3 separate regions of the Mus musculus genome follow, and all the other regions are linked to region 2. Evidence: chromatin loops called from intact Hi-C (ENCODE). Cell type or tissue: left cerebral cortex. All regions are shown on one strand.

Region 1 (8,000 bases), 1.7 Mb before region 2:
GTACAGAGTGCAATTTGCCATCTTCATGCGTATTGCAATACCATTTTCACCAGTAAGGAGAAAAGCATCTCTTGGGAGGACTTTACCTTTCTGACCACATATATGCATTGGATGCCACTAAGATCAATTTCTGGGTGAAAACTGTATTGCCAGTTCCTAAGATGGAAACATCCTATACTATATTCCATATATGATAGAGCACATAGCCATCTTCCCACAGCAATATACAGAGAGGAAACATGAAATAAGATTAGCAGGGCAGGCCCAACTTTAGAGTGAAGGGATATTTCCAACCTGGAATAATTATAGTTTAGATGCTGAACTCTAAACAAACATGCTTCCAGTAATGGAAAAGAGCCCGTGGGTGTCTGGATGCAGAGAGCCTTGCCTTTGCTACTTTGGAGAGCTCTACTTGGCGAAATGAAAGAGCAATAAAAAAGAAACACACATCTGAAAGCTGTCTTCGTTCCACCTTGCTATCCTTCTTCCTTTTTTGTCCGGAAGCATATTGTGGCTGCATGCTCTCCTGTTCAGTATCGGGGAAAGCCTTTATGGGACATTAAATTTCAAAGCTACAGGTGGTCCGCAAGTGCCACACTTCAAAGACGGTTTTGATGAAATGCAACAATGTTTGTGTAATACAGACCCTGGATCTTTGAACGCTTCCTGTTCAACTCACCCCGCAAAGGTTCAATTAGGAAACATCAGAAGACACAGAGCCTGGAGACGCTACCATCTGTCACTCAAGCTCGTCTTTTCAAATATCTTTTATGCCAACCTGGGAACAACAATTTATGTTGAGGAGGCAATAATCGTAACTCAAAAACCACTTTCAAAAAGGCAGTGCCCTTTTCTAGTGAGTGGGATGTGGGCCCACGTAGGTGCTCCTTGAAGCGAGTCTTTGAGCACTGGCAGCTTTTTGATTCCTTGTCGTGTTAGGACACGTCTCACTATTGATAACTTGTGCTTACTGCCAACAAAAAGATTCTAGCCCAAGAGGCCCAGCGTTCTGCGGGCCTTTGTATCAACGATGAGCATATTTCTCTGCTGAATCCTGTGGTTTTTGCCTTCAGTGAAAGAAAAACTGATCCTAACAGTTTTAAACTTGTTAATTCAAGCCATATGTCAGAAAGCCAGTCTCCATATGGTGCCACACCACCTTATATTTACAGGGGCTGCTTTTCAAAACATTATTCTAAAGCTATATCTGCCCTAAAGTTAATACGTTGCATCCTGCGTTATGGAGCGCTGTTACAATGTTCTGGGCTTCACAATCGCTTGCTGATGGAGCAGAAACACGCCGAATATTAACACTAATTTCTGCTAGTTTTATTGGCAAAAATGTGCTAATCAAGGGAGGGGAGATGTATGTTGAAGGGAGAATGGTTTGCCAGTTGTCTGTTGCCAAATACCGCAAAAAATAAAAGAGGAAACAGAGCAAGGGAGATCATAAATAACCTCCTTGATTGTAAACGCGACTGGGACGCTTCAGAGCGAAGTGCCCACGTTAGAAATGCAGTAGCGCCTAAGCGTCAGGATAGCTTTCTGTATTTGCTTTTAAGAAACGAGAGGAGGGGAGAGAGGAGTCTCGTGGTAGAAAAATCAGACTTGTGGAGCACAAGCCTTGGCTCCAGGTCCCCTTCTTTTAAATGGGAATTGTCTAGTCTGTGATCTTTGGAACCTGAGATATTAGAGAAGATTATTCTCCAAGATAACTAAGTTCGCTTTCCCAAATACCTATGAGTTCACTCCAGATAGATTAGGACACAGTTATCTCCAAACAGGTTTGTTCGATCTGCAGCATCCAAGCAGGCATGGTTTTGATTTGAGAGATGTTTAAACACAACTGGCACTGTATAGAGAGGGTCCTGTGCCTGAAACACGATTTTTCTCTGTCTCTTTCTTTCTTTCTTTCTTTCTTTCTTTCTTTCTTTCTTTCTTTCTTTCTTTCTTTCTTTCTTTCTTCCTTCCTTCCTTCCTTCCTTCCTTCCTTCCTTCCTTCCTTCCTTCCTTCCTTCCTTCCTTCTCTGTTTGTTTGTTTATTTCTTTGCCTCTTTGTTACATTGTTTCTTTGTTTCTTTCTTTGCTTCTTTTTCCCCTCTTTCTTTTAACATCAGAAAAACAAGTGATTTCCTCGTATCTGATTCCTGGTGGGCATTTAAATTTTCATTCTTGCTGTAGAAGCTCTTACAGAATTCATTGGCAAGAATTTCTCCTGCGTGAAGGAGGCTCCTTGGCTTAGTCGCTTGCTCTTCTTTCTCTTGTTAATTCATTATACCCATCCCAGAATCAATTTTTGACTTTGTATTTGTATCTCACCCCCTCCGTTTATTTGTATACTGATTCTTAGGTAACTATTTATAACCCTAGATTCTTTCTTTTTCTCCCCCCCCATCTCCTTTATTATTATTTTTTCTTGGAAATTTTGAAAAAAAAATGGCATAAGTTTTTTTTTTTTCTTTGAAATGTATGAAATGATTCCAAGGGGGTTTCTAAATTGTGAACAACATGCTGGTTATAAATACTACATTGTAGGAAATAGACTTTCCATGACGAGGAAAGGTTTTCCGACACATAGATACCAACGCATAAGCAATTGAACCAGGAAAAAAAAATACCTGGAGGTGTGCCATTTTCCTAAGTCCTCAACCACAGGAGTCTATATCAGCTTTCATAGTCTGTGTTGGGGACAGAGACAAAGGCTGCCAGACCCAGCCCTTCTGATTTCTGGGATACTTCAGCTCTTAAAAGTAAAACTTGGTATTCTGGAATTAACAACATATTCATGAATGAAATGGCTCACGGATTAGAGAATAAAACCAAACAATCCGTTCACAAGCTTCCCAGTTAATACAAGCCTCCAGCCAATCACGCAGTCACTACTCACAATTCCCCTCGCTAATGACTGTGGCTGGGGCGTTCGTTCGCAGAGCTGGGAGGAGAAGGCTGTATCTTTCTCTTTGCATATGCCGAGGAGAGGAGAGGGAACTCGGCCCAGTTTATTAATTCCAAACCGATGCAAAAGATTAAAGCTTTCTGCAGACTGTTAAGCACGGCTAAGCCTCAGTAAATCACTACATTTTTACAGTGCCTTGCTGTTTGCACACACATGCAGAGACTTTCGGTGCCAGAATGACGTTGGTCATCGGCTTAACGTAGGAAAGATGTCCCTTCGCATCACATGAATTCTTGTCCTGTGGAACGACTGGAAAATTTTCCCTTCAGACCAAGTTCCTTCGTGGCAAAGTGCTTGATTGTTAATTTATTTTTAACATGGAAATCAATATTTTGTTCAGTGGTCACTTATAGTTAGATCTTAACCCCATTGTCTTGTTTTTCCCTTCAACATGCTTGCTTTCTTCTTTCAGCCCCCCTACACGCCCCCCCCCCCCAGCCCTGGAACTGATGTTCTAACTTAACCCAATATATGAAACATAGAGCACCTTATGATTAATGGCTAGGACAATTGGCACATAAGATTTTTTTCAAACTAGGAACCACTGAGCTACCTATGCAAGCCAGTTTTGTTCTTCTAAAAAATGAGATGTCTGTGTATAGTTTAAGAATGTTAAAAGGGGGCTGGAGAAATGGCTCAGCAGTTAACAGTGCTTGCTGCCCTTGCAGGGGATGAGTTTCATTCCTAGCACCTAAATGGTATCTTACGACCATGTATGACCCCAGTTACTCTGGGATGTGCTGCCATCTACTAGCCTCCTTGGGCACTGCACACACATAATACACAAACACACATGCACAAAAAGACAGAAGGCAAGTACTCATAAAAGAAAATTAAATACAACTTTTAAATAACAGGGACGCAATATATAAAGCCCCATCATTGCACATTTCTGCTCTGCTGCTCAGAGAAGCATCCAGTGCTGCCTCTGGACTGCCTAAATGATGTGTGGTTCCTAACCCAAGCTTCCTAACCCAGCACAGGTATGGTACTTATCAGCTAACCCTATCACAGACCTTATGAAGATGGTGGCAGCTGACCGGCTTCCTTAAAGAGCCAGCTGGTGGCTGGTTATTAAATCACTGTCCACCCAGCTGACTCACCTTGGGTGTGTTATTTGACCATCAGCAGTGATCTGGTGAGATCAGCCCACCCATTAGGCTGCAATTTCTCATACAAGGTTAACACTGCAGAATGCACGTAAATGCATTGTAAATAGCATCTAAAACAAAACTTGGGTGATTGGAAAGACCCTTCCTCTGTTGGAATATCTCCATCAATGTTCACATTTTACTCATTTATAATAAGGATAATAAAATATTTTCAAACCTTTAAAACTTTAACTAAAAGTTTCAGTGGGACCTGTCATTTAGTTTTGAAATAACCATACAACATCACAGTACTGAGTAAAACTTCTGTTTTACCTGAAATACCAATATTGTGTGTAGTTACCCTAATCATTTCAGTTTCTAGTATAGGAAGCATGCTATATATTTTTAAGTTGGGAACTGAAACATGTTGGTCCAACATATATATAACATAACTGAAAGGAAATATGGTTGCAAATTTTGTTATATTTTTTGATCATTTGTCTTTTGTGAGTTCCTAGCCTTTGATATATATATATATATATATATATATATATATATATATATATATATATATGTATATATATATATATGTATATATATGTGTATATATATATGTATATATATATACACATATATATAATATCTATAAATAATACATAATATTATATATATCAAAGGCTAGGAACAGAGAACAGTGATGTATATGTATGTATATATAATCATATATATCATACATTGTACATACACATGTATATGAAGCCAAATGTCTGCTTTTTTGGATAAAGTGTGTTAATCTGACTGAAATCTGGTGACATGGAAATGCTAGGAACCCTCTGCAGACACTCCGTGGCCACCCAGCAGCCATTTTGATCTCCTCAGTCCAGTCCTGTTGTAGAAATGGAACGTAAGATCTGATAGACACCTAACTGACATCGTTTGCAGTCAAGACCTTCTTGGCTGTGACAGAGAGGGATCCTGAATTCATTCGGTTTCCTTAATCTCTTTCCTATTGGCTGGTGACATAGGACCTTAGGATATATGTGGCCAATATAATTAGTTTGGGCTCAAAAATAATTGGGGGTGAGTTGAACTGTAGAAAAGGCTGGGTCAGTAGACGGGCATGAGGACCAAGCTTTCCTTTCTGAAGGAAACTATCAAACACCTTGCCAAACCCCCTTTCCTGTTTGGTCTCCCAGTTTCTTTTTACCTTTCCTCTGGGTAGGATTTTGAACACTCCACTATCCCTGCTTTGCCATACTATGCCATTCTCTGATGGCATAAAAAGACAGCACAGCTCCTCAGTTCTTACCTTCCCATGGGCTTCTTGTCCTGGTGAGATGTGAGCTCCTGGCTGGCTAGCTCATCTGCCCTGGTTTCTTGTGAAATTGGGAGCCAAATGTAGCCTGTCACTGGAATCATGGCATTGTGCTGTCTGGGACAGGAGGAGGCTGTCCCTCCACAGTTTATGCTGTGTTCCTGCTATGCCATGCTCTCCCCGAAAATTGGCTGCTGGAAAGAACATCACGTTTATAGTCCTATCTTCTATATTAAAATGTGTTATTCTGAATTTTCTGTGAGACTTCCTGAGTTAATCCTAATTTAGTTTATTAGTAGAAAATACTTTTGTCTCTCTCTCTCTCTCTCACTCTCTCTCTCTCTCTCTCTCTCACACACACACACACACACACACAAACCCTCTAGAGAATCACAAGTACATATTACAAAGCTTCTGATGGACAGAAGGGTCCATGTCAAACTTTTGTCAAATTTTATCAACTGAATGTCTTTCTTTTAAGCCCACATGTCTGGATGTTCCCCAAATCTTCATGCCTGCTGGGGTAATCCTGTCCTTTCAATATTAAGTGAGAACGCTCAACACATATCCCATATGTGGTAGAAAGAATGTTTTCCGGGCTAGGGTTGGTTCTGTTACATTTGATCCAGCACCTCGAGGCTGGTGTTTGTCTTTTATCTCTTGATAATCTTTCTGTTCGTCCTGATTGTAGCTCCTTTGTGGAAAATGCTTCTCCTCTTACTTGATTATATTTATCAACACACAAGAGCTATTCGCTCAGTCTCTTAGCTCTCTGCCTCTCTGCCTCTTCCTCTCCTGTCCCCCATTAGAAAGTGTCTTTCAGTGTCAACCAAGCCTTGAACCCCTGGATGAGGCTCAATAGTTCCTTTCTCCCTGGCCTTCCATGGCCTTCAAGGGCCTTTCAATATAAACTTAATATTTATTTATCCCTTATTTGCTTTGCTCATTTGTTTGCTTGTTCGATTGCTTTGTGCATATAAGTAGCTTTTGACTGCATGAAAGTTTATGCATCAAGCATGTCCTTGATATCCAAGGAAGACAGAAGAGAATAGCGGATCTCCTGGTGTGAGCTATTTCATGTGTGCTGGGAATCAAACCTCCGAAAGAGCAGCCAGTGTTCTTTCTTACCTGCTGAGCTGTCTCTCCAGGTCTTTAACATAAAAATTTAAAGTTCCAATCAGGTGGAGAAGAAGGATGCTGGGACATGTGTGTGTGTGTGTGTGTGTGTGTGTGTGTGTGTGTGTGTGTGTGTGAAATGAAGCAAATATGCAAAGTTCCTAACACCAGGTGTAAAAACGGGTGTCTTGCTTTTCTTACTACAAAATCATCATGAAAACTGGTTTGAAAGACTTGGGCTTCAACCCTATTCGAAGCTTTACTTCTTGCCAGAGACTGCTAAGATATTAGCTTTAATACAATGGCGCCCACAGCAGATGCTTAACACAGGGTGGTGGAAAAGACCAAAGGAGATACTGCATTGATTATATAGCTGTGCTATTCTCTGTGAATACTGGGGTGAGAATAGTCTACATTTGTGTCTCTCTCCTCATCCTCCCTTGGCAGGTGCGCATGTGGCAGCAGTCCATCCTTCCTCCGGTGTGTTAGGTTGGGGCGTCTGAAAATGTCGGTAAAAGTGAAAATTTAGGTTCATGCCTTGTGTGATTAAAATGGAGCTGTGCTCAGTGTCAAGAGTTTGGCTCGATTTGATTTCCTCTTTGGATTACAAGTTACCTCTGAGACTTGTGTGTGTAGGAGCTGGTCTGGCAAGTGTTTGTGTCTGACCTGAGCGATCACTTCTTTGGACCTCAAAGGTCTTTGCACAGAAAGAAATGTTCAGGTCTTTACTGATCATTTCTTAAATGCCAAGATTCCGTGGGATATAGCAGCATGCTTTCTTGTTTGGAGGTCAAAATGTGGTCTTCCTTTAGGAATTAGAAACTTTAATGTCCTTCAGTGAACCTAAACTTTCATATTTTATAAAAGTTTATATTTTTTATATTTAGAAAATGAGGTCTAAAGATAAAACTTTTCTTCTAGGAAGGGTTTATTTACCACTGGACATGGAAGTCAGAGCAAGCCTTCAAACATCCCTGTTCTGTTTTGGGTAAGGACATAGGCCCATTTGAAGACGGAGATCAGTCATCTCTACCTCTGGAGGAATGAATGGCCAGATTTCTAGTTGTATTTATACGGACTATTTCAATACAAAATCTTTATATATTTTCAAGGAAAAAACAAAATGTCATTCCTTCTACATAGGGGAAGTGACATTTTTGAAAATCATTGACATTTTTCTACATCCAGGGCTATTTCAAGCAGTGGCATTATTAAATTAATTCAACAGAAATAGAAAAATCGCCCACAGAGTATGCAGCCAAATAAGAAGTCTAAATGTGCAAATAGGATCAACTGCTGAAGAATTCGCTTGTTCGGAATTATGCTTAATTACGTGACAGCGAGCCTCCCTGAGCAAGTCGCTGAGAGTAAGACCAGGCTTGGGGAGGAACTCACACACTGTATTTAAGTTCCCTTTGTATTTTTATATGGGAAAATGGAGATAAGTTCTGAATAGATATGTTACTAAAAATAACCCAAGAATGGATGGCGTGTACGGAACAGGCACGTCTGATGCACGACA
Region 2 (8,000 bases):
GGATTCTGCGGACCGCTCTATGTTCAAATAACATTCTAAAAGACCTTTTTGGGCAGTCGCTGGCAGAAAAGGGGAAGTAATGGGAGCCTTTTAATTTTATTATGCAAACTGCACTCTAAATAAAATAAAATGCCCTTAGAATGCGTTCGAAGAAAGACAGACGTAGCCCTGAGGCCCAACAGATTCCTGCCGAATTCGGCAAATGTCCCACAAATCACATAAATGGTAGGGTCGGAGAGGAGAGGAGGACACCCCCCACACCGTTGAACGGAAGCCCCATTCCACTTGAAGAGTGGGAGCTCAAGTCTCCTGGGGGGGGGGGTTAATCATGCATTCTAACCCTGGATGAGAATTGCTGCCAAGACCCTACCAATAAAATCATACAATGTTTTAATTTGGGGTACTTTTAATGCTGTTTATTCCAAACAAAATTTTACTTGACCGATTTTGTGGAATAAAAATAAGGCAAACACAGTCCTCAGCATTTGACAGTACTGTGCTGTGACTTCTGGGTGATTTGGTGCCCTGGTTTAATACTAAATTAATGTTTGATGTTTATCAACTGCCACTCTGAGCCAGTGATCCCCTCCTTGGGGTTTATTAACCAGGGTCCCTGCAGAAAATTTAGGCGAAAGGTGAATATGAACAGCAATACTGGACACACAGGAAGCCATTGTGAACAAGGTCACGTCATTCTAACACCTAGACTTCCATCAAGTAGTTTAGTGGTGGAAACTATATTCTTGCAAACTATGGAGTATTAGAAGCATCAACTCTCTGTGAATACACTTGTTACTGGGTGTGTGTGTGTGTGTGTGTGTGTGTGTGTGTGTGTGTGTGTGTGTGTGTTTTAAGTGGATAGCAACAGCTACATTTTCTTGAAAACACCAGTAAAGTAGGGCTGTCCCAGGAAGGCACCGAGTTGGATAGGACCCCAGGGAAGGAGTCAAGCTGTAGAATGAAGCTCCGGCAGCAGCACAGGAGAGAAAAGAGCAGCAGCCGTCAGCACGAAATGCCCGAAATGCCCACTCTACACCAGGTTCCTCAGACACTAGCTAAGGTCAAATGTCAAAACAAAACACAACAACAACAACAACAACAACAACAACAAAAGGTACCAGAGTACAAGAATAGCTTTCTTTTCCAGCCCAGCCCTGTTGGTTGGGCCACAGAGAAGATGCTGTAAAACTTAGAAGCAGTGCTTGGTGGGGGAGGACCTCCAGCAAAGAATAACTCCAATCTTTTAGGACCAATGCAAGAATATAAACTCCAGACACCTCTGGTAAAACTCAGTTTATATATCTGGGCTTTTGTTTTTTTATAACACACACACACACACAAACTCTGTCTCTGTCTCTCTCTCTCTCTCACACACACACACACACACATACATACACACATACACACATACACACACACCAAATTTACCTTGAAATATTTTTCTAGCTAGGACATATCCACGTTTGCTGCTAATGAATCATATTTTCACCATCGCCTCCAGTCTATCAGGTGGACTCTGTGTTACCTAGTCCTAGGAGTTGAAATTTGAAAGAGACCATGATGTCGGGAGCACAGGAAGGGTGGTGAGGGGCAGCCAAGAATAATCCATTAGTTGCAGCTTCTCCAGCTATTGGGAGAGAGCATTACCAGACCTGACAGGTTCAGGCACACAACTAGAGTGGGCAAGCAGTTGGAAATGGGTTGCTTCAAAAGCACATACAGTATTACCAAGTAAGTTACTGTGCTTTCTCCGTTTATTTTGCACAATTAGAAATGCCCTGCAGTGTAAGGAGGAGGGAGCTTACTTTAAAGAATCATAGTTTCTTTGAATTCATGATTACTCCTTCAGCCCGTTCTGAAGAAACCTAAGTGCTTTCTCCCTTCCTTCAGAATATATAAACCAGATATTAAAGAGATAGAAAGTGGGGGAGGGGTGCATACTCCAAAACCTTAGCAATACCAAGAAGTGACTAGTCCACTGTTCACCAGATAAAGCCTCTTTTCTAACCAAAAGCCAGTGTTGCAGATCCCTCCCCATTTGTATAAGCCATACATTTGGGTAAGCCAAACATCTATTTTAATGTGTAAAGGCTAAGAGAAGCTGCTTTTGTGTTGTACTTTGTTGGACTGCCTTGTCATTGTCAAATGGAAGCAAATGAGGAGGTACCCACTTCATGTTAGGCACCTCTGGCTCAGGTAATTTTCTACGTTCTCTCATTTGGCAAAAGCAACTGCAGTATTCTCAACAAGTCTGTAGCTTTTGCCCACAACTTTGGATCTTCATTGATCCTTGATTATCCCCTAAGTCATTGCAGAATTCTAACATGGCCCCTGTAAACCAGCAGGTCACCTCAAATTAACTTGTTGCTTTGCCCCAAATTCTTATTCTTCTGTTTCTTTTGCTGAAAGTGGACCACGGGGGTTCCCACCACTTCCTTGTTCTTCTGAGTATATTTTTCAGAGAGAGAGAGAGAGAGAGAGAGAGAGAGAGAGAGAGAGAGAGAGAGAGAACAGACAGCTGCTTAGACAACCACAGCTCCAAGAAACTATAACACAGGAGAACATGCTGTATGAAGAACACGGAGACCTTCACCAATGTTTTGCGATATGGATGAATAAAAAAAACAAAGTGTCCCCTCCCTACTAATACGTTCTGAATGCTCTGAACAGCCCTGAGCATGCAGAGCAAGCTAAGCTTGGGGTTTGTCCCACTCTGTGGACTTCTCCTGGAAATCTTTTGTCTGCAATGCAGAGCTGAGGAGGAAGGCAGTGGTTTGGTTCGCATGAAACCTTCCTCAATTCTCCACTTGAGTTTATTAGCACAAACCTAACACTGCATCTTCTGACGCCAAATGTGTAAGGTCCAGTGTGAAATCATATGGTATACGTGTATTTGAGCAAGTGTCTCTTGCTTACAGGATTCCTATAATCTTTCAAACCTAGATGAATTCACATCCCACTTCAATCCAACCCCGACCTGCTAAAATTAGTTTCACAGAAAAACTTAAGGCTGAAGCCTGGTTGGCTTGGAGCAGTGTTGAAAAGAAGCCAGTGGCAACAACCCCCACCCCTAGAGGAGCAGCAGAGCTATCAGAAAGGTCAGGCTTTGTGACTCCTTTATTCACAGGTGCCTTCAGCTGCACTGTGGAAGCCAGCTTCACACCCTAGTCACTCCAGCCTTGGCTTTCTTAGTAACTCTCTAAATCTTCTTGGGAAAATTGTGTAAGACAAACTGACTAAATCCTCAAAACCAAGGGGATTTGCTCTTCACTGTTTTAGGTAGCCTCCTAGTTTGCTACAAAACTTTTTCGTTCTTTGTCAGGGTTTTCATTGGCAGCACACATACACAAAAGGAAAAAAAATCTTAGGGGCAGAAACTTTATGTTCCACTAAAATTCCTCTTTATCTGTCCTTAAAAAGGTTCAAGTCCACGGTTACCTCTATCCTCTGTCTAGCTTGTATTTTCTTTTCTCTACAGAGCCCTTCAAGGGTAACTATTAAACCCTTTGAAAACAGTAAGAATGAAAGTAGCTACTAGGTATCAAATGGACTGAAAGATCCCAGGCACCTGCTATATGCTCAAGACCCTAAATTATACCCAGTTGTGAGATTATGCCCTGCTGAAAGGACCATCATTTTTACATATACCATATACTACCTCAGAATTCATTTTGCTTTCTAGTTCAATTCCAAAAAAACAATCACCATCATCAGCCTGAAAGATAGTTTCTTAAGTAACCTATATTGTAACCATAACGGTTCTCTCTCTCTCTCTCTCTCTCTCTCTCTCTCTCTCTCTCTCTCTCTCTCTCTCTCTCTCTCTCTCTCTCTCTCTCCCAGCCCATTTTATTTTATAAACAGCCCTAACCACGCTTTCCAGAGAGAAATGGGGAAATAGTTTCAATATCCTCTGGCTTCCTGGGTCTTTTACAGACATGGCTAGTGTGGGAGAGACCACTGTCCTGGTATTTTAAAACTCTGTGTTGCCCAATCATTTCCTTTCTTCCCTTGAACATGCACAGGAAAGGTAAGGGTGTTTGTTCTTCTGGCAAATTTGGAAAGACTGATTTGCTTTTGAACTGGCTACATTTTCCTCAGCTACTGCTAAGTCGAGTCAGTGCGCCCCCTGCCGACTAGTCAATAGTGTACTGCTAAGCAAAGTTTATTTTGTTCAGTAAACCGTGTCATATAAAATTAACAACAACCAATAAAATTAGCTTATATGTTTCAACTGTAAAAGTCCAAAACAAAATAAAGCTAGTTTTAGTAGTCCTAGAAATCTCTAGTTTGGCTTCTCCTCTTTGGCTGAATCAAGGTCCTTTTATCTAAAGCCCAGTGCACAAACATATAGCTTAATGTGACTAGTGTTCTTCCTTTTATTTCTTTCTCTATGGCAACCAATATGCTCTGCTCAGAAATGTTCCCCATCAAGGAAACAAATGATCTTCAGGGAGCAGCTCTATATGGCATCTGGTCCAATGGAGCACACGGAGTTAACCCCAGTCAGAGGCAAGGCTGTAAACAAGGGGAGGGAACCTGGCGATGCTGAGCCCCTCCTCAACTGACACCTCTTCCTCCCTCATTACAAACCACTGCATTGATTTAGCATCAACTGTTTCCAAATAAATTACCAATTCAAAATTGCAAGGTGTTCTGTATACAAAAGTGCACTATAATTTCAGACATTTGATACTCCCCTCCCAATGTGGCTTTCTTCAAAAGAACAAATCCAAGAAGCATTTAAAAAATCATCCCCAGACCATTTCACTAAAGTAACATAATCACACTGGCCTGGACTTAGCATCGCTATTTCTTTCGGCCATATTTATTTAAGTAAGTATATCCTTGAATTTTATAAAACCGGGAGATAGTGATAAGGAGGGATAGATCTGACTGTCAAAAATAGAAAACATGGAAAATCTGGTTCTCTATACTGAAGCTCCATTGTCCTTGGGGAGTGGAGACCCAGGATATCCTGGTTAGTTTTGATTGATCACCTTCTTTCTGATGGGTTTTCACTACTGAGCCAGCACACACCGCCTGCTCCCCACTTGCAGCTTTAACTAGGGGGACATTGACTTCCTGCCTCTTCTCCCTCACTTCTTCCTCATCTCTAGCCCTCTGCCCTCTGGTTGCCAGCCCCCTCCCCTCTTCACTGGATCCTACAGCTCCCTGTCCTAATCTGGGCAGACTCACAATTCAGACACCCCCACCAAGACAGGCCAGGCATCTCCCTCTTCAGCCCTGATTCTCTGGGGAAAATTCCAAATAAGAAATATTTATGTTTAGTAAACAACTCATTTCTAGGGTTTACCCCTCTCATGATCAACAACTAAAATTAATAGCTCTCTCTCTCTCTCTCTCTCTCTCTCTCTCTCTCTCTCTCTCTCTCTCTCTCAGAAGGGTAAAGCTCTTGCTGTGAGGGCCATTGGAATCAGTCCACCTTTTTATGTATTATTTTAGCAACGTCAGACCTGTCTTACTAACTCCCTTCCACACACTTTCCCTTCCCCGCTCCTCCCAAGCAATGAAAATAAAGCTTCCAAACCTTCAAGAACACAAATAAACAATACACCAGAAAGGAAGGAAAAAGAGGAAGCAGAGCAAGAAAAACCAAACAAACAAAACAACAACAACAACAAAAAAAACACTTACCCAGCAAATTCCCAAGGTTAGACTTTTAAATAAAAGGTGGTGGTTGGTTTTTGGTTTTTGGTTTTTGTTTTTTGTTTTTGTTTTTTGTTTAAAAAAAAAAAAGTAAGGTTCCTGGAGGGGCAGAAGAGAAGGCATATTCTCTACTCTCCAGAGCCGAGTTATCCTTAGCCTTCTCTTTACACTGACTCCTCTAAGCCCGGTTCTCTCTCGTCTATTATTTTCACCAAAATATATGAAAATGTATGCAAATGAAAATCAGCACTAACTGTTCTCCCCTTGTTATATACTTTGGATTTTTTTTTCCAGACAAAACAATCACACTCCGCAGAGGGAGGGGGAGGATTGGGTGGGGTGGGAGGGGGGAAGCTGGGGAGCGATTTGAGAACTAAGTACGTGGGGGGTGGGGGGAGAGAAGGGGACAGACCTGGGAACAGAAGTGCGTTTCTGTTATTGAGGAGCACAGCGTTTGGGGGGCTTCCCGAACGTGCACACCCTCCTTGCAAAGAAAGAAAGTGGATCTGTTTGCTGAGGCGCTATCCCGTTTCATCAGGCCACCTGAGACGGCTTTTGAAAGCGTGTACTGTGAAACTCATAGCAGTAATTTAGACAAAATCCTCACTGTATATTAATGAAAGGCGGCCCCATGGCTCTGTTCCTATCCTCCCCATTCAGTGTAAACAAAACCACGAGACTCTTTCGGTTTTTGAGCCGGATCCAAGCAAAATCGGCAGGAAAGGAAAACACGGGGTGCTGGCACCGACTATTCAAACGTCTGCACCTGGAGATCTCAGATTTATTCAATGAAATCTGTGTTCCATCTTTTATATATACATATACGCATATATAAATATAAAAAGGAACCTTTTGGAATGGAGGGGGGAATCCGTTCTGTTTTGGGGCTTTGGTTACTGCTGCCTTTTAGATCTGTTTCTACGATGGTATCTTTTCACCCCGGCAAGCAGGAGCTGGACCCGATCCTACATAAATGCCCCGCGTCTACGGTTAATCTCGAGATCACGCAGAGGCTGCGAGGCTGCTGCTGAGCTGGAGAGCTCCCTCTGTAACTGAGTTCACAGAAGTGAGCCCTCTAGAGAAATTATGCATCGGGGAGAAGGCAGGCCAGTTCTTTATATTCGGAGCACACCGACCGCCGGGTTACGTTCTCGGCTGCTGCTTGGACTAGAAACTGCAGATTGCGGTCCGGTGCCCTGCAGCTGAGGGTGCGGGGTGCAAGCACACGCACACTCATTAAGAGTCGTGTATTTATTGAATGTCCGAATTGGGTTAGTTCATTGGAAATCCCCAAGGAGGATTTAATTTGTCCTTGTTTTCGTTGCCACTTTCTCTTTTTTCTTGGTTCGCTGAGGTTCCTCTGTGCGGCGTTTCCGCTTGGCCGCGTCGTCCCCCCCCCCCCCAACACACACACACCACACCACCCCCTCTTCTCCCGCCTACCGGGCGCACTCCTCCTCCCGGGCCCCTTAACTCTTTCAGCTGGGTTGCGGCTGAGAAAGCACTTGTCGACAGCGGTCACAGCCACCTCGCAAAACCTGAGACCCAAAGAAAGAGGAAAATAAAGCGTCCCCATGCCCAAGAATAGCAAGCGAGTGAAAACCCCACCAATGAACACACTCACACGCGCGCACACACGCACGCACACACACACACACACACACACACACACACACGAGTCAGCGGTAAAGGGGACCGGGGTGGGGGGCGGGTGAGCAGCTAGCAGCCCTAGGCCCTCTAGGCGAGCTGAGGCAGACACTGCATTCTAAAGGCATTGGGATCGAATACACTTACGATGAATCTAGGGGGACGGTCGGGCTGATTGCCTTTCAAATACCTCGCGTGGCTTCGTTGACCGGCACCCTCCAAACTCACAAGGGCACGCACGATACTTGCAAGAATCCCAGAGGAGGGTGGGTGGGAGGGAGGAAAGGAGGGAGGGGGGGTTGGAGAGCGAGCAGCCGCAGCAAGCGGTCGGACTCGCACGCGCGGGCCCCGCGCTGGTACAGGGCTGCAGGTTTCCCAGATGATGGCATCCGAGAACTTAAACAAAGAGGGTCGCCGCCGGCGCGCCGCGGCTGCACAAAGTTGCAGTGGCGGATTTCCAAGAAGCTTGGCCACAGGAGCTCTGCGCGAGGCAAGCCTTCCTTTCCCACCTCCTGCAGGACAGAGATGGGGGCCCGCGCGTGAAGGGAAGAGGAAACTTTGAAACCAGTGGGGACACATCTGTCTATAGGTATTAGCTTGAACGTACATCCGCGGCGCGCGCTTTACAAATCTCTCGCGTGGGGTGGGGGTGCGACACAACGCAGTCTAGGTAGAATGGGTAGACT
Region 3 (8,000 bases), 150 kb before region 2:
TATATCTATATCTTTATCTATATCTATGTCCTTTTCTTCTGTGTAAAATTTCTTTGTATGCACATTCTGTTGTTTATTCTCACAAACCACTAACTACGAGAGATACCTGGGTTTTTTTCTGCCTTTGTGCTAAGATAAGTATATAAGAATGGCTAATTTTGTGGATATGCCCTATTGTGATTTTGGTCTGGGAAGAATATCTACAAGTGAGAGTTTCTGGCCAGAGTTTAATCATGTTAAATTTTTCTATAAATTACCATTCTTCATTTTATAACAATAATATCATTTGTCATTTTACATCTTGTCTACAACACTTGATATGGCATCTTTCCCCACAGCCTCACCCATAAATTGTTCTGACAAACATGAGTGTTTTGCTAATCTATTGTCTAAAGGTAGTCTCTGTTGATATCTCCCTGACCAAACCCCTTGTGTATGCATGGGCAGATACAGAGGAAACTCAGTGATCAACATCAAGTATCTTTCTCAATTGCTCTCCACCAATATTTTTTGAGATGGTGTTTTAAGATAGGGTTTCTATCACTGTGAAGAGTCACCATGACGATGGTGACTCTTATAAAGAAAGACATTTAATTTGACCCCGTTCCAGATCCATTTTCATCATGGTAGGAAACATGGCGGTATACAGGCAGACATGGTGCTAGAGCAGGAGCTGAGAGTTCCATATCTTGTTCGGCTAGCAGCAGAAGCAACTATGAGCCACACTAAGTGTAGCTTGAACATAGGAGACCTCAAAGCCTTCCTCTTCCTCAGTGACACTCTTCCTCCAACAAGGCCACACCTACTCCCAAAGGCCACACCTACTCCTACAAGACCACACTTCCTAATAGTGCCCCTCCATACAAGCAAGCATTCAAACACTTGAGTCTACAGGGATCATTTCTACTCAAACAACAGATAGGTTTTCTTATTGAACCTGGAACTTGCTGTCCAGTGGCTCTCAAGCATCCTCTTGTCTCCACTTCCCTACAGCTCAGATTATAGGCACATACCACCATGTATGGCTTTTACACCAGATCAAACTCTGCTCTTCAAGCTTACGCATCAAGCACTTTATACTAACGGAACTATTTCCCTTTTATGGATTCATTACTACAATTTTTGAAAATGTTTACAAGTTTGCTCGGTCTGCCCTTTGATTCTGTTCATAAGTGATTTGGGCTTTGAAATTAGCACCTGACATTTTGAAAGCTATGCCCTGGTCTCAGGACTCTACCCTGCATATCTGAGAGGTTCAGTGAAAACATAGGAAGTTATGACTTAGGCTGAACTGTTACTGGGTTTAAGTTTAAGTTTAAGTGGCTATTCTGGGTGCTTCCTTGGGTCTCCACCTTAGAGGCTCATCTAATTGTAAGTATCTTCAATCCTCTGCCATGCCTAAGAAGAGTATCTGAAGCCGAACCTGGATCGGGGGATTTAAGTGCTATCTGGAGTCGCCCAGCTCAGTTAACAACAGGTCTGTAGCTTTGAAGAATTTTCCTGCTTGGGCGTGAGGAGGCACAGTGTCCTGGGCCAATGAGGGTTCAGAGGAATACTGTATATCATCAAGTCCTGTGCGCAGGCACACCTCAGTTCAGTACAATCAACTCCTGGAAACAAACCACTCTTGTGGCCAGAGAGTAGTGACGGCAAGAGTATAAGACAATGGGGAGAAGATAGCAACCGTCCAGAGAGGAGCAAAACAGCTGATAAAAAAATATTTTGAACATTTCCCACAGAGAGAAACAACTATTTAAAGTGACTGACTGACTGATGGTAATCTAGTTGTCCTTAACAAATCATGACATGCCAGACACATATATTGAACTATGGAGGTACTCCTGGTAAATATATAGAACCGTTATACCAATTAGGAATAACAGGTGAAGACATAATAAGAAGATAATTCTCTATGATGCCTTAAAATTTACGAAACAGTTCCTCTTCTGCCGCTCAAGATCACCACACCAGTGTGAAAGGAGGCACTTCGCAACTATAGGCTCTGCACCCCCAAACAAAGCTAAATGGTGTTAAGCTATATCGGATCACATGGGTAGCAAAGAAGAGAGGTGAGGAAAAGGGTGGGTGCTGTGTCAGTGGGCAATGGGCAGCAAGATGGGGGTGCTGTAGTCACACAGTCCCCAGGACAAGAAGGTCCGTAGCTAAGTTCAATGCTCCGCACTTGCCACTTAAATTTCTTAATACATCTTTCATAGAGGATGCTGTAATTCCATTTTGTGCAGAACCATTCCTACCAAATTTTGTTTTAAATTTTTTTCCTCTTATGAATTAGAGCAGTACATGTAAACTCACTAAAAAAAAAAAAAAATGTTTCTGAACACCCTTGGTTTCAAGTGGAATTGGTTCTGATTGCCTGAAGTTGGGAGCTTAGAGGAAGACCTTGGTCCACACCACAGGAAGTGCTTATTGCCTCACCTGTCCGAGTGCTCACCCAGGCCATGGTATATAACTGGCAGCTGCTCTTTCTCTCAGGCAATTCTAAGGTTTGAACCCAGGGCCTTTCAAACGCTAAGCAAGCACTCTACGATTGAGCTATCCCCTTGCCTTTTTTTAACTTTCTATTTTGAGACAGGGTCTCACAGAGATGTCCAAGTTGACTTTGAATTTACTCTGTAGCCCTAGCACCGGCTAAACTTATGATCCTCTTGCCTGGGCCTTTAGAATGGCTATGGGTTATCATCCTGAGCTGCCTGACCCTGTGATAAGATGTTTTATTTTAAAATTCAGACCAAATTCCCCTACAAGATGAATGTAGTGGAAAGATTTGTATAAAAGGGGAGAGAGAAAAAAGTTTTATTTATTTTCCTGGCATATACTCAGCTGACTATTGATCCAATACGTAAATAATGATGTAGAACTCAAAACCTACTTGGGGGATGGGTGGGTGTGTGGGTGGGTGTGTGTGCAGTGCACATGTTTATAAAGAACTGAGTTGGTGCACAAGATTAAATCAACAGTCTTCTACTATTTTGGGAAAATAGACACTTTGAAAGACAACCTGGTTGATCTGTAAGACTTGTGACAGTCACAGCTCGTGGTATCACAAAAAGGAACATTTAGAATGCACCTTCAGTGGTTCAGAATTGCATACACGTTGTTTCAGAACGCTTGCAAATCCACGGGTTAAAGAATACAGAGAAGGAAAGAGAGAAAAAATGGGCAGGGAGAGCTAACTATAAAGCATAAGCAATACATATTTGCTTATTCAAAGGACAATTGATTCCTGGTAAGCTCTGAGCTCCAGGTCCCTTCCTAAGCACAGTGGTTCCAAGAGAATAATCACACGAAACGTTTTTAGCAAGGATGAGTCTCTACAGGAGCAACGTAAATCACCTCTTCTCTCTATCACTGGGCTGTGTGCTAAAAAGGTGTGTAAACTTAAAGATGTGCTTGCTTCCAAACGCACATGCACATTACTTGGAGCTGCGTGGTGTCCAGTTTAGGACCTCACGTGGGTGGAGTAGAGAGGATCTTTCAGGTATCTGATTGGATTTATACAATTCTCTTAGGAATTAACAGAGGATAAACCTAGACAGAGAGTCTTCTGTGGGTTCTATGGTATTGGCATTCCCTGGATGGATAATAGAACCTGGGGTATATTGTTATCAGAGACGATATTGATTCTATCAACACCGTTAAGCTACAATTTTTCCTCATAACTATGTATGCAACTCTCTGTGATTTGTGTTCAGTGGTGATCTTTTTTTTTTTTTTTTTTTTCCTTCAGCTGCTGCGGTTTTCTTGCTCCGGGGTACTGAAGCTATGTCCCAAAGATTTGGGATTGAGTCTGAGAATAATGAAGAGGAGATCAAAGATGTTTTGGGATTAGAACTAATTGTTTAGGATGAAAAGGAGGCATAGGTCTCTAATTTTATTAGTTGCATAGGTGTTTGAGAGATAAGCAGTGTAAGTGGAAAAAATTGCAGATAAAATCAGAGGCAATTTTGAGAGGAAGCGAAGAGGAAATTAGCAAGAACCTGACGGGGTAGAGGGCGGTGGGTGGGGGTGGGGAGCACCGAAACTTAGGCTTTTATAAACTGAATGACTGCAAGATGGCAGAACATCAATATTTAAGATTAATTTTTAAAATTATGCGTCTGCTTGGGGCAGGGGGTCCATGTGTGTGAGTGCAGAAGCCCAGAGATACCAGAGAACCCTGGGAAGTTGGTGTTACAGGTGTGAGCCTTTTAACATGGGTACTAAAACAGAAACTGAGATTCTCTGCCAAAGAGGAGTACGCTCTCAAACACTGAACCATCTTCTGGTCCCTGTGAATTAACATTATTAGAAAACACGTGCTCAGATTTATCCAGCCATGGAGTAGGGGAAAAAAAAAAAACACGCAACAGAAGAATCATTATGGTCCCCACCCAACACCTAGCTCGTCACAGTTCAAAAGCTATCAAGGCCTGTGCCCAGATGCTTCGGGTCCAGGGCACTGGGAAGGAATAATTTGACTAGGTCCACACCAGGGTAATGGAAAGCCCAGAATTTTACCTCTGGAATTTACTCATACTTTGTCCCTAAAGTCACATGTTCCTAAAGACAGCTGTGATTTTCGTGTGTCAAATGCAGTGACAACATGATCCTGCCACTCCGTACTGCCACACCTACTGCAGTGGCCTTGCTGTCCCTGATGGAAACTGAGCGCCAAGCAGCAGGTTTCTCCTGCTCCCGTTGACTTGTTAGAGTCTACCTTGGCTCAGCTTGTCTAGGCCTGGGGTTTGCACTCAAGCATCTGTCCTTTGTCCCATGACTTCCTGGAGTGGCTTTCTGGGAAAATGTCATCAGCGATGTTGATTTCCTGTCTTCTCATCACTGGATCTGGGAGGTGGATTCTCTTCACACTGGGTTTTGTTTTTTTGGTTTTTGGTTTTGTTTTTTTTTTTTAATCTGAAGAATGCACAGGAGCCTCTTGCCTTGTAATACACAGTCTGTCTCATTCATAAAATCTTGTCCTGGAAAAAGCCTCATTCATTCCCACAGAAGAGCCGCAGTTGGGAGGGCAAGGGCATTCAAAACCTTGGGAGATAGGAGACAATAGCGGAGCGCTTGGCAGCCGCTCCTGGGCGGCGTTAGCAACGTGTACCGACGCCAGGGAGAGGATAAAACGCTGTAGTTATTTACTTGTCTCTTAGGAGCAAAAGAGTCTCTTTGCCTCTAATATAGATGCCAAATCCTCAGGACCCAAGCGAGGAAATGATGAGCTGTGCGGAGGATTGGCACGAAGTCCTGTGCTCCGAGATAGTGAGGCATTTTGCTTGAAAGCATCCGTTGTTTAAAGAGAAAACGAGAATTGTGGGATTTTGTTGTCAATCAAGGGTCAGCAGCTTCCTCTCCCACTGGACGCTCACACACAAGCCCCCCCCCCCCCAACACCCGGACCCTCCTCCCCCATCCTGCCAGAAAGCCAGGCTGTCCTGTTCCTTGGCCACCAAAGGCCAAGGCTTCCCTTGCAGAATCTCAACGCAGTTGGTAACTTCAATCTTGCCAACGCTTCCCACGTTAGTAATCACCAAATACTAAACATGACAAAAATTCAGACAAATAGGGCATCCGTCCGGTGTAACTCCGTTTGCCGAGAGCCCTCCAGAATCCGGAGCACAATAGGTCTGTGTTTATTTTTCCACCAGTAGCATAATGTGACTGATTTACAAGAGTTTCACTGGAGTGGTAATCTGACAGTGATGAAGGGGCTCCTCACTAGCGCAGTCGCTCACACTATCATATTAGTTGCCTCTAGCAAGGCAGTGTGGTCGATAATTGGAACGCTTTTATGTCTAGTGGTTCTGACAAACCTCTTCTTCAGGTCACATATGGGCGGTCTAGCTCTCTACTCAGCCCAACAGTGGCAAATACTTTAGACTGAGAAAGTATTGTTCTCTTCACATTGTAGAGCAATGGCAGTTCAAGGGAAGTGAGGCTGCGTGCCGGCTACCTGCTGGTGTGTAGTAAAATGAAATGGACATGATACCGAGCCGGGAGTACAATTAAATCTATTTTGCACCAATGTGTTGCTGGACAGATGAGTTTCCACATGACAGAACTTTATGATCTTTAAGGTAGACTGAACTAATAGATTGGTGTGGAGCGCACTGAAGTTACCAAGGACTGGAAAGCAGGCAGTGGTACATTTGAACTACAGGTTTCTCATATGCCCCGCGTCATGCTGAGTTTTTATAGCTCCTGGCTTTCAAAAAGCCTGTTTCAAAGAGGTTTGCGCTAGACTGGGCATGCAGTTTTGCTCTGCAGATATTGTCGCTGCCGATTTAGTGGAATGCAATTAGGAAGCCTAAATTAAGTGGTAATGGAGAACCAGCTCTTGAAACTGGGGTTTCCACGGCAACCGCTGCTTACAATACAGCCTTCAGTTAGTTTTCCCACTTTATCTGCAAAATGCACAATTGAGCTTTAAAACAGCTCGGTACTGAAAAACGCACTGTAAACAACTGTTTGCAATGAGAGTTTTACACTGTCTTTAAATACAACAAACCATCACATAAAATTTACTTGCCCGCACTAATAATGTGAAATCCGGTTGCGGGTCGGGTGAGGAATTTTTTTTTTAATGTGTTATTCCTCTGTCACCATCGGATTTATTTTTAAGGAGAGATGTCACGAGTCATTAGGTCGTTCAACTTTGGTCATCCCTGCACTATTTTCAGCTCCCCTGACAATCTGTGTATCCCAACAGTCCTACATTAAGACACATTTTCTCTCTCAGCACGCAGAGCATTGTCTTAAATAATTGTATAATGCTCTTTGTCAATATTCCTTTTTCTCTAACAACACTTTGTAGATGTTTCTTGTAGTTTCACCTTTATAGCATACTGTACACCTGCAAGATTTTCATATTTACTAATCTGGACTTTTCCTTTCTTCAGATGAGACCAACATTCCATCTCTCTATATATTTAAAGGTTAACCAACCAGGAAGCTCTTGTGCCATTCTAACAGACAAGACAGTTGAAATATAGCAAGAAGTAGGTGTATTTTCCACCACACAGTTCTTTGAAGTGACTATGGGGGATTTGCACCTTTGTAAAATTCATTTTCTTCTATGGTAGGGAATCTGTATTTTATTATACAGGGCTGGCACTTTTGTTTCCCTGTGTCAGGGTTATACGCATACTCCCATCAACGACCCATGCATACTTTTCTCTGCACAGGAGGAAAAAAAAATCAAATTGAGTTCTGCAAAGAGGAAAGAAGGATAGAATCAAATTTGGGGTCTCCTAGCTATAACACTCTGTTTAATTGCCAGTCTTAACAGGGTGATCACTGGAACATGTCTGGACAGAGCCAAGCAGCTGGTGGGAACTCATGAATCCGCCACAGCCCAGAAGGTAATGTTCCCCGGCAGTTTGTGTTCTCGCAAGGTTGGCGTATTATACGTGTGTTATTTTCACTGTGAGAACATGCAGAGAGAAAGGCATGGGTGGGGGTGGGGGGGGACAGAAAATGAGACAGGGGGGGGGGAGAGAAGGAGAGAGAGAGATGGAGACAGAGACAGAGAGACAGGGAAACACAGAGAGAGACAGAGAGAGAATAAGACCTGTTACTCATACGGTTCAGGTGGAAGGCTACATTCTGGTGGCAAGGGTCATATCTGTGTGTTCTGCATGTTGATGCATCAAATTCTCTGTAGCCTTGACACATGCCAGGGAGGGAGTGTGCTCTCCACAGGAAGTAGATCTCTTCAGCGGCAGCCCTCCCCCCCACCCCCCACTGTTGGAACCCAGACTTGGTTGGGGCCTTTATTTTTGACATCAGCTGATTTAAATGGCACAGAGGTTTTGTTAAATACTTTTCCCCCCATTTTTCTATTATTTGCTGATTCTCACAAGTGGTTCCTATTATCTTCACACTTTGAGAATATAAGTGCTTGAAGAAAACTATAAAGAACCACATTAAAACTGGCTATTTTTAATTCTCTTGGTATTTAAAAAAAATCTTTGTCACAATCTATATCGCTGCTA

Evidence for each region. Hi-C counts contacts between places; a loop is a spot of excess contacts. Peaks named below come from ENCODE experiments on the same cell type or tissue, not always from the same donor. Only the 100,000 strongest peaks of a DNase experiment are listed, where the experiment ranks them.
Region 1: it touches region 2 in a loop (2.7-fold over the local background); 4 of 42 quality-filtered maps call a loop at or near these places.
Region 3: a loop joins it to region 2, with 3 times the contacts of the local background. A loop is called at or near these places in 7 of 42 quality-filtered maps.

The regions. Positions count from the first base shown.
Region 1 is chr1:41,034,208-41,042,207 of GRCm38, forward strand. No RefSeq gene overlaps it. Among named protein-coding and RNA genes, the nearest start is that of 4930448I06Rik, 140 kb to the right of the region's middle. In left cerebral cortex, a CTCF peak has its summit at 3,676; DNase peaks (open chromatin) are centred at 417, 1,005, 1,517, 2,736 and 1 more place; H3K4me3 peaks cover 1,156 bases; H3K27ac peaks cover 243 bases.
Region 2 is chr1:42,687,286-42,695,285 of GRCm38, forward strand. It overlaps Pantr1 (POU domain, class 3, transcription factor 3 adjacent noncoding transcript 1), which reads right to left and starts at 7,540. Exons shown (of 4, transcript NR_027826.2): 1 at 7,462-7,540. All of the region lies in intron 1 of Gm46091 (predicted gene, 46091), which reads left to right. In left cerebral cortex, a CTCF peak has its summit at 4,135 (motif pointing left); DNase peaks (open chromatin) are centred at 3,000, 4,111, 6,350, 6,759 and 3 more places; H3K4me3 peaks cover 7,160 bases; H3K27ac peaks cover 7,484 bases.
Region 3 is chr1:42,534,065-42,542,064 of GRCm38, forward strand. No RefSeq gene overlaps it. Among named protein-coding and RNA genes, the nearest start is that of Gm46089, 35 kb to the right of the region's middle. In left cerebral cortex, no CTCF peak of the experiment used is centred here; DNase peaks (open chromatin) are centred at 4,751, 5,179, 5,684, 5,961 and 3 more places; H3K4me3 peaks cover 1,785 bases; H3K27ac peaks cover 2,131 bases.